Linked DNA regions of Homo sapiens: region 2 is linked to region 1. A link is a loop called in an ENCODE intact Hi-C map of the cell type or tissue named here. Cell type or tissue: breast epithelium. All regions are shown on one strand. Each heading gives the region's core, and the rest is flanking DNA. Links, peaks and the distances in the headings are about the cores only.

The links. Hi-C counts contacts between places; a loop is a spot of excess contacts. Peaks named below come from ENCODE experiments on the same cell type or tissue, not always from the same donor. Only the 100,000 strongest peaks of a DNase experiment are listed, where the experiment ranks them.
Region 2: it touches region 1 in a loop (22-fold over the local background); 1 of 110 quality-filtered maps calls a loop at or near these places.

Annotation. Positions count from the first base shown.
Region 1 is chr2:201,137,730-201,140,646 of GRCh38, reverse strand. It overlaps CFLAR (CASP8 and FADD like apoptosis regulator), which reads right to left. Exons shown (of 10, transcript NM_003879.7): 5 at 208-290. It overlaps CFLAR-AS1 (CFLAR antisense RNA 1), which reads left to right. Exons shown (of 7, transcript NR_040030.1): 7 at 202-358. It also overlaps the pseudogene IMPDH1P10. Among named protein-coding and RNA genes, the nearest start is that of CFLAR-AS1, 19 kb to the left of the region's middle. RefSeq lists enhancers at 143-1,099, 1,100-2,056, 2,057-2,917. In breast epithelium, for the core only: no CTCF peak of the experiment used is centred there; no DNase peak of the experiment used is centred there.
Region 2 is chr2:201,189,605-201,192,521 of GRCh38, reverse strand. All of the region lies in intron 3 of CASP10 (caspase 10), which reads right to left. Among named protein-coding and RNA genes, the nearest start is that of CASP10, 7.9 kb to the right of the region's middle. In breast epithelium, for the core only: no CTCF peak of the experiment used is centred there; no DNase peak of the experiment used is centred there; H3K27ac peaks cover 663 bases.

The DNA.
Region 1 (2,917 bases), core at 215-2,714:
TTATCTTTCTCTATAGTCTCCAAATATCTCAATGAACATGTATTAGCTTTGAAATATAAGAAGTTACACGTTTTTAAAACAAATACACATTTCTATCACAATTTTTTCAGATATTAAATAAAGTACATGCTGTGAGAATATGCATATTTTTATTAGAACTCTGAAACGGTTTCATGCTGGGATTCCATATGTTTTCTCCAGACTCACCCTGAAGTTATTTGAAGGATCCTTGAGACTCTTTTGGATTGCTGCTTGGAGAACATTCCTGTAACTTGTCCCTGCTCCTTGAACTATAAAAGCAGAAGGGAGGTACTGAGTTAAAACTTACAAATTATTATCAAATAAATCTTCAATAGTGGTTCAGTCCAAGGTCAATCACCATCTTTCAAAATACCCTAAACTTTCTAGCCACCTTACTGAATTCAAAATTTCAGATGACTCTTCGACCAAACATCATGAAGAATGGAGTATAGGGCGCCCTGGCCCGCCCCGCCGCTGCCGCAGCCCCCGCCCCCAGCCCACCCAGCCCACCCGGCGCCTGGCTGCAGCGTGGCAGCGGCGCGCCTCCGCGTCGCAGCAGCTGCAGCGTTTATGTCGGGTCGCGGGGTCTCGCGGCAGCATGAGGGACTACCTATCAGCAGCAGCACCGGCTACGTGGTCGAGGACGGGTTCACTGCGCTGAAGGGGTGGGTTGCCCCTCCACACCTGTGGGTTTTTCTCGTTAGGTGGAACGAGAGACTTGGAAAAGAAAGACACAGACGCAAAGTATAGAGAAAGAAAAAAGGGGGCCCAGGGGACCGGCGTTCAGCATACGGAGGATCCCGCCGGCCTCTTAGTTCCCTTAGTATTTATTGATCATTTTTAGGTGTTTCTCGGAGAGGGGGGTGTGGCAGGGTCATAGAATAATAGTGGAGAGAAGGTCAGCAGATAAACACGTGAACAAAGGTCTCTGCATCAAGAACAAGGTAAAGAATTAAGTGCTGTGCTTCAGATATGCATACACATAAACATCTCAATGACTTAAAGAGCAGTAGTGCTGCCCGCATGTCCCACCTCCAGCCCTAAGGCGGTTTTCCCCTATCTCAGCAGATGGAACATACAATCAGGTTTTACACCGAGACATTCCATTGCCCAGGGACTGGCAGGAGACAGATGCCTTCCTCTTCTCTCAACTGCAAACAGGCGTTCCTTCCTCTTTTACTAATCCTCCTCAGCACAGACCCTTTATGGGTGTCGGGCTGGGGGACGGTCAGGTCTTTCCCTTCCCATGAGGCCATATTTCAGACTATCACATGGGGAGAAACCTTGGACAATACCTGGCTTTCCTAGGCAGAGGTCCCTGCGGCCTTCCGCAGTGTTTGTGTCCCTGGGTACTTGAGATTAGGGAGTGGTGATGACTCTTAACGAGCACGCTGCCTTCAAGCATCTGTTTAACAAAGCACATCTTGCACAGCCCTTAATCCACTTAACCCTGAGTTGACATAGCACATGTTTCAGGGAGCACAGGGTTGGGGGTAAGGTTACAGATTAACAGCATCTCGAGGCAGAAGAATTTTTCTTAGTACAGAACAAAATGGAGTCTCCTATGTCTACTTCTTTCTACACAGACACAGTAACAATCTGATCTCTCTTTCTTTTCCCCACACCGTGCAGCAGCTCTTCGCCAGTGACCAGGGACTCACCTACAACGACTTCTTGATTCTCCCAGGATTCATAGACTTCATAGCTGATGAGGTGGACCTGACCTCAGCCCTGACCCAATGGTCACTCTGAAGACGCCGCTGATCTCCTCCCCCATGGACACTGTGACAGAGGCCGACCTGGCCATCGTGATGGCTCTGATGGGAGGTACTGGTTTCATTCACCACAACTGCACCCCAGAGTTCCAGGCCAGTGAGGTGCAGAAGGTCAAGAAGTTTGAACCGGGCTTTATCACACACCCCGTGGTGCTGAGCCCCTTGCACACTGTGGGTGATGTGTTGGAGGCCAAGATGCGTCATGGCTTCTCTGGCATCCCCATCACTGAGACGGGTACCATGGGCAGCAAGCTGGTGGGCATCGTCACCTCCCGAGACATCGACTTTCTTGCTGAGAAGGACCACACCACCCTCCTCAGTGAGGTGATGATGCCAAGGATCAAGCTAGTGGTGGCTCCAGCAGTGTGAGGTTGAAAGAGGCAAATGAGATCCTGCAGCTTAGTAAGAAAGGAAGCTGCCTATCGTCAATGATCGCGATGAGCTGGTGGCCATTATCACCTGCACCGCGCTGAAGAACCGAGACTACCCTGTGGCCTCCAAGGATTCCCATGAGCAGCTGCTGGGCGGGGCAGCTGTGGGTACCCATGAGGATGACAAATACCACCTGGACCTGCTCACCCAGGTAGGCGTCAATGTCATAGGCTTGGACTCGTCCCAAGGGAACTCGGTGTATCAGATCGCCATGGTGCATTACATCAAACAAAAGTAACCCCACCTCCAGGTGATTGGGGGGAACGTGGTGACAGCAGCCCAGGCCAACAACCTGATTGACGCTGGTGTGGATGGGCTGGGCAGGGGCATGGACTGCGCGGCTCCATCTACATCAACCAGGAAGTGATAGCCTGCAGTCAGCCCCAGGGCACTGCTGTGTACAAGGTGGCCAAGCATACCCAGAACTTTGGTGTGCCCATCATAGCCGATGGTGGCATCCAGACCATGGGGCATGTGGTCAAGGCCCTGGCCCTAGGAGCCTCCACAGTGATGATGGGCTCCCTGCTGGCCGCCACCATGGAGGCCCCCGGCGAGTGCTTCTTCTCAGACGGAATGCAGCTCAAGAAGTACCAGGGCATGGGCTCACTGGATGCCATGGAGAAGAGCAGCAGCAGCCAGAAACAATACTTCAACGACGGGGATAAGGCGAAGATCACGCAGGATGTCTT
Region 2 (2,917 bases), core at 325-2,824, 52 kb before region 1:
ACACCAAAGAAATGAGGGGAAAATGTTTCGAAAGAATTTTATATTTGATATTTTAAAAGAAAAAGAATTTTCTGAAACAAAAAATCACAATTCAGCTATTATTATTATTATTATTATTATTATTATTTTGAGATGGAGTCTCTCACTCTGTCTCCCAGGCTAGAGTGCAGTAGTGCAATCTCAGCTCAAAGCAACCTCCACCTCCATTCAAGCCATTCTCCTGCCTCAGCCTCCTGAGTAGCTGGGATTACAGGCTCATGCCACCACATCCAGCTAATTTTTGTATTTTTAACAGAGATGGGTTTCACCATGTTGGCCAGGCTGGTCTCAAACTCCTGACCTCAGGTGATCTGCTTGCCTTGGCCTCCCAAAGTGCTGGGATTACAGGCATGAGCCACCCTGCCAGGCCAGAAACTCATGTCTTGACAGCATCCTACCAGGAGGAATAAAGGGCTAAGATGTGATTCCAGAAGCAATTACGGAAATTCATTATACTTTCTAAAAGTTTATTAGATGTTTAGTACATCACACACATACACACGCACATACTTAAATGGGACCTGGACATTAGTTTAACACCACTCTGGCAAATACTAGCAGCAAACATCTGAAAGTTCTTTTTTTGCTTTTTTGTTAAAGAGTAAGTTCAGGTGTGGTTTCCTTTAGACTCAATGTTGTATGCTGATTGCTGTGCTGAGAACGGATTTCCTGACAGTTGTGAGATCTCTCAGGATATGTGTAGGCCAGCTATACTGCTTACATTTCTATGAAAGCTATCAAAGACAAAGCCCAGAATGCCCCTCAAAGGCAAGGTTATTTGTGTTTCCCCAGAGAGACTGTAAGAATTTAGAACCTTTCCGTTTTGGCTGAGGGGTGTTCAGGCCCTTTTCCAATGGTGGGTAAGTAATTTATTTCTGTGATAAGGTCTTTTGCAATTGCAGTTGCAGATAATGCAGCCTCACTGAGCCCTGGTGTGGAAACATCTGTGTTGCTTAGAGACTGTCCTTTACACACTTCCAAAGGCTGGTCTGATTGCAAAATCCAATACAGATCAACCTGGATTATCTGAGGTGTGTAACTCAGCCACAATTCTGACACAAAAAATGAGATCTCCCCACCCCGCCCCCAACAAAAAAAAGCTGAGATCATTTGGAATCCAAAGAGGAAATATGGTTTTCCTGAATTTGACCTGGTAATATCACAATTCCATGCCACAGCTAAGCACAGTTACGTTTCCTTTTACTGTTATACTGAGAAAAACAAGATCATTTGGCCACATGAACATGTGCATTTGATCATTTAAAAGCTATTTTAGTAGGGGGGAAATGTTTGGAATGCTTCTGACCATAAAAATAATTCTGGGCAGGCACAGTGGCTCATACCTGTAATCCCAACACTTTGGGAGGCTGAGGCAGGTGGATCACCTGAGGTCAGGAGTTCAAGACCAGCCTGGCCAACATGGTGAAACCCCACCTCTACTAAAAATACAAAAATTAGCTGGGTGTGGTGGTGGGCGCCTGTAATCCCAGCTACTCAGGAGGCTGAGGCAGGAGGATCACTTGAACCCAGGAGGCAGAGGTTGCAGTGAGCCGAGATGGCACCATTGCACTCCAGACTGGGCAACAAGAGTGAAACTCTGTCTAAAAATAATAATAATAATAATAATAATAATTCTGTAGCCACAGATGCCTTCAAGTAGAGTTCTAGAACCTGTGCAAGCAAAAGAGAAAAAAAAACATTTTCCAGCTTTTCTTGTTTGAAAACTAACACTCAGTGTTTCGAATATCAGAGATTGCTTTAACAAATGACCTTTCTCTCGTCCCTCACCCGCCACCTCATATTGTTCAGAGAGTCCCTAACATAGGACGGGGTATAACAATAAAAAGTGGTCTCATTTTATGTATAAACCTAGACACTGGAAAATTTGTGAGCGGATGCCCCAACTTGGGAGAGAATGTTATGAAAACCACCTGGAGCGCTTGTCAAACTACAGGAATCTCCTCTGACTTTGAGAAATTCTGTATTTAAGGTATAATGCTACCATTTGAGCAGGTAATTGCTTTGTACCACTGCAAATGTGGGCACTGAAATTTTACGGCAAAAGCAGAAGATCCTTACAATGTTTTATAAAAAAGAATTCCCTAAAACAAAATCGCCTGATTTTTAAAATTCTCCAAGAATTACTGAACCTTTAGGTCATGTGTGTGTGTGCATGTGTGTGTGTGTGTGTATACATATGTGTATATACGTAGTGTGTGCATATATATTTACTCAAAAGCAATGAGCATGCCAGCATCGAGTTTGTGGTCTTGAAATGACATCTCTCATTAAAAGAAGTCAGGATTTTTGGGAGAAATGAGAGATTCCAGGACTGGGTAGAAAATATACAAGATGAACCTGGGATATTTTTGCCAGATAGTAAAGAAGCCATCAAAGACTACTAAGGTCATGTCAAAATGACTTAGGAACCAAACTGAAGATGTATCCCCTGGGAAAAAATGGGACAATTGAACTATTTTTTTGAGACAGGGTCTCACTCTGTTACCCAGGCTGGAGTGCAATGGCACAGCCATTGCTCACTGCAGCCTTGACTTCTCTGGGCTCGAGCGATCCTCCCATGTCAGCCTCCTGAGGAGCTGGGACTACAGGTGCACGCCACCACACCCAGCTAATTTTTGTATTTTTTGTAGAGACCGGGTTTTGTCATGTTGCCCAGTCTAGTCTCAAACTCCTGAGGCTCAAGTGACCTGTCCACCTCAGACTCCCAAAGTGCTGGGATTACAGGCATGAGCCACCATGCCCAGCCTCAGTTTGAACTTCAGTAAGGATAATAATTGCAGTAGATTGAAATACCTCACATATGTTTAAATCCATGAGTTTAAATTTATATATATTTTGTAATGGGTCACCTTCAGAG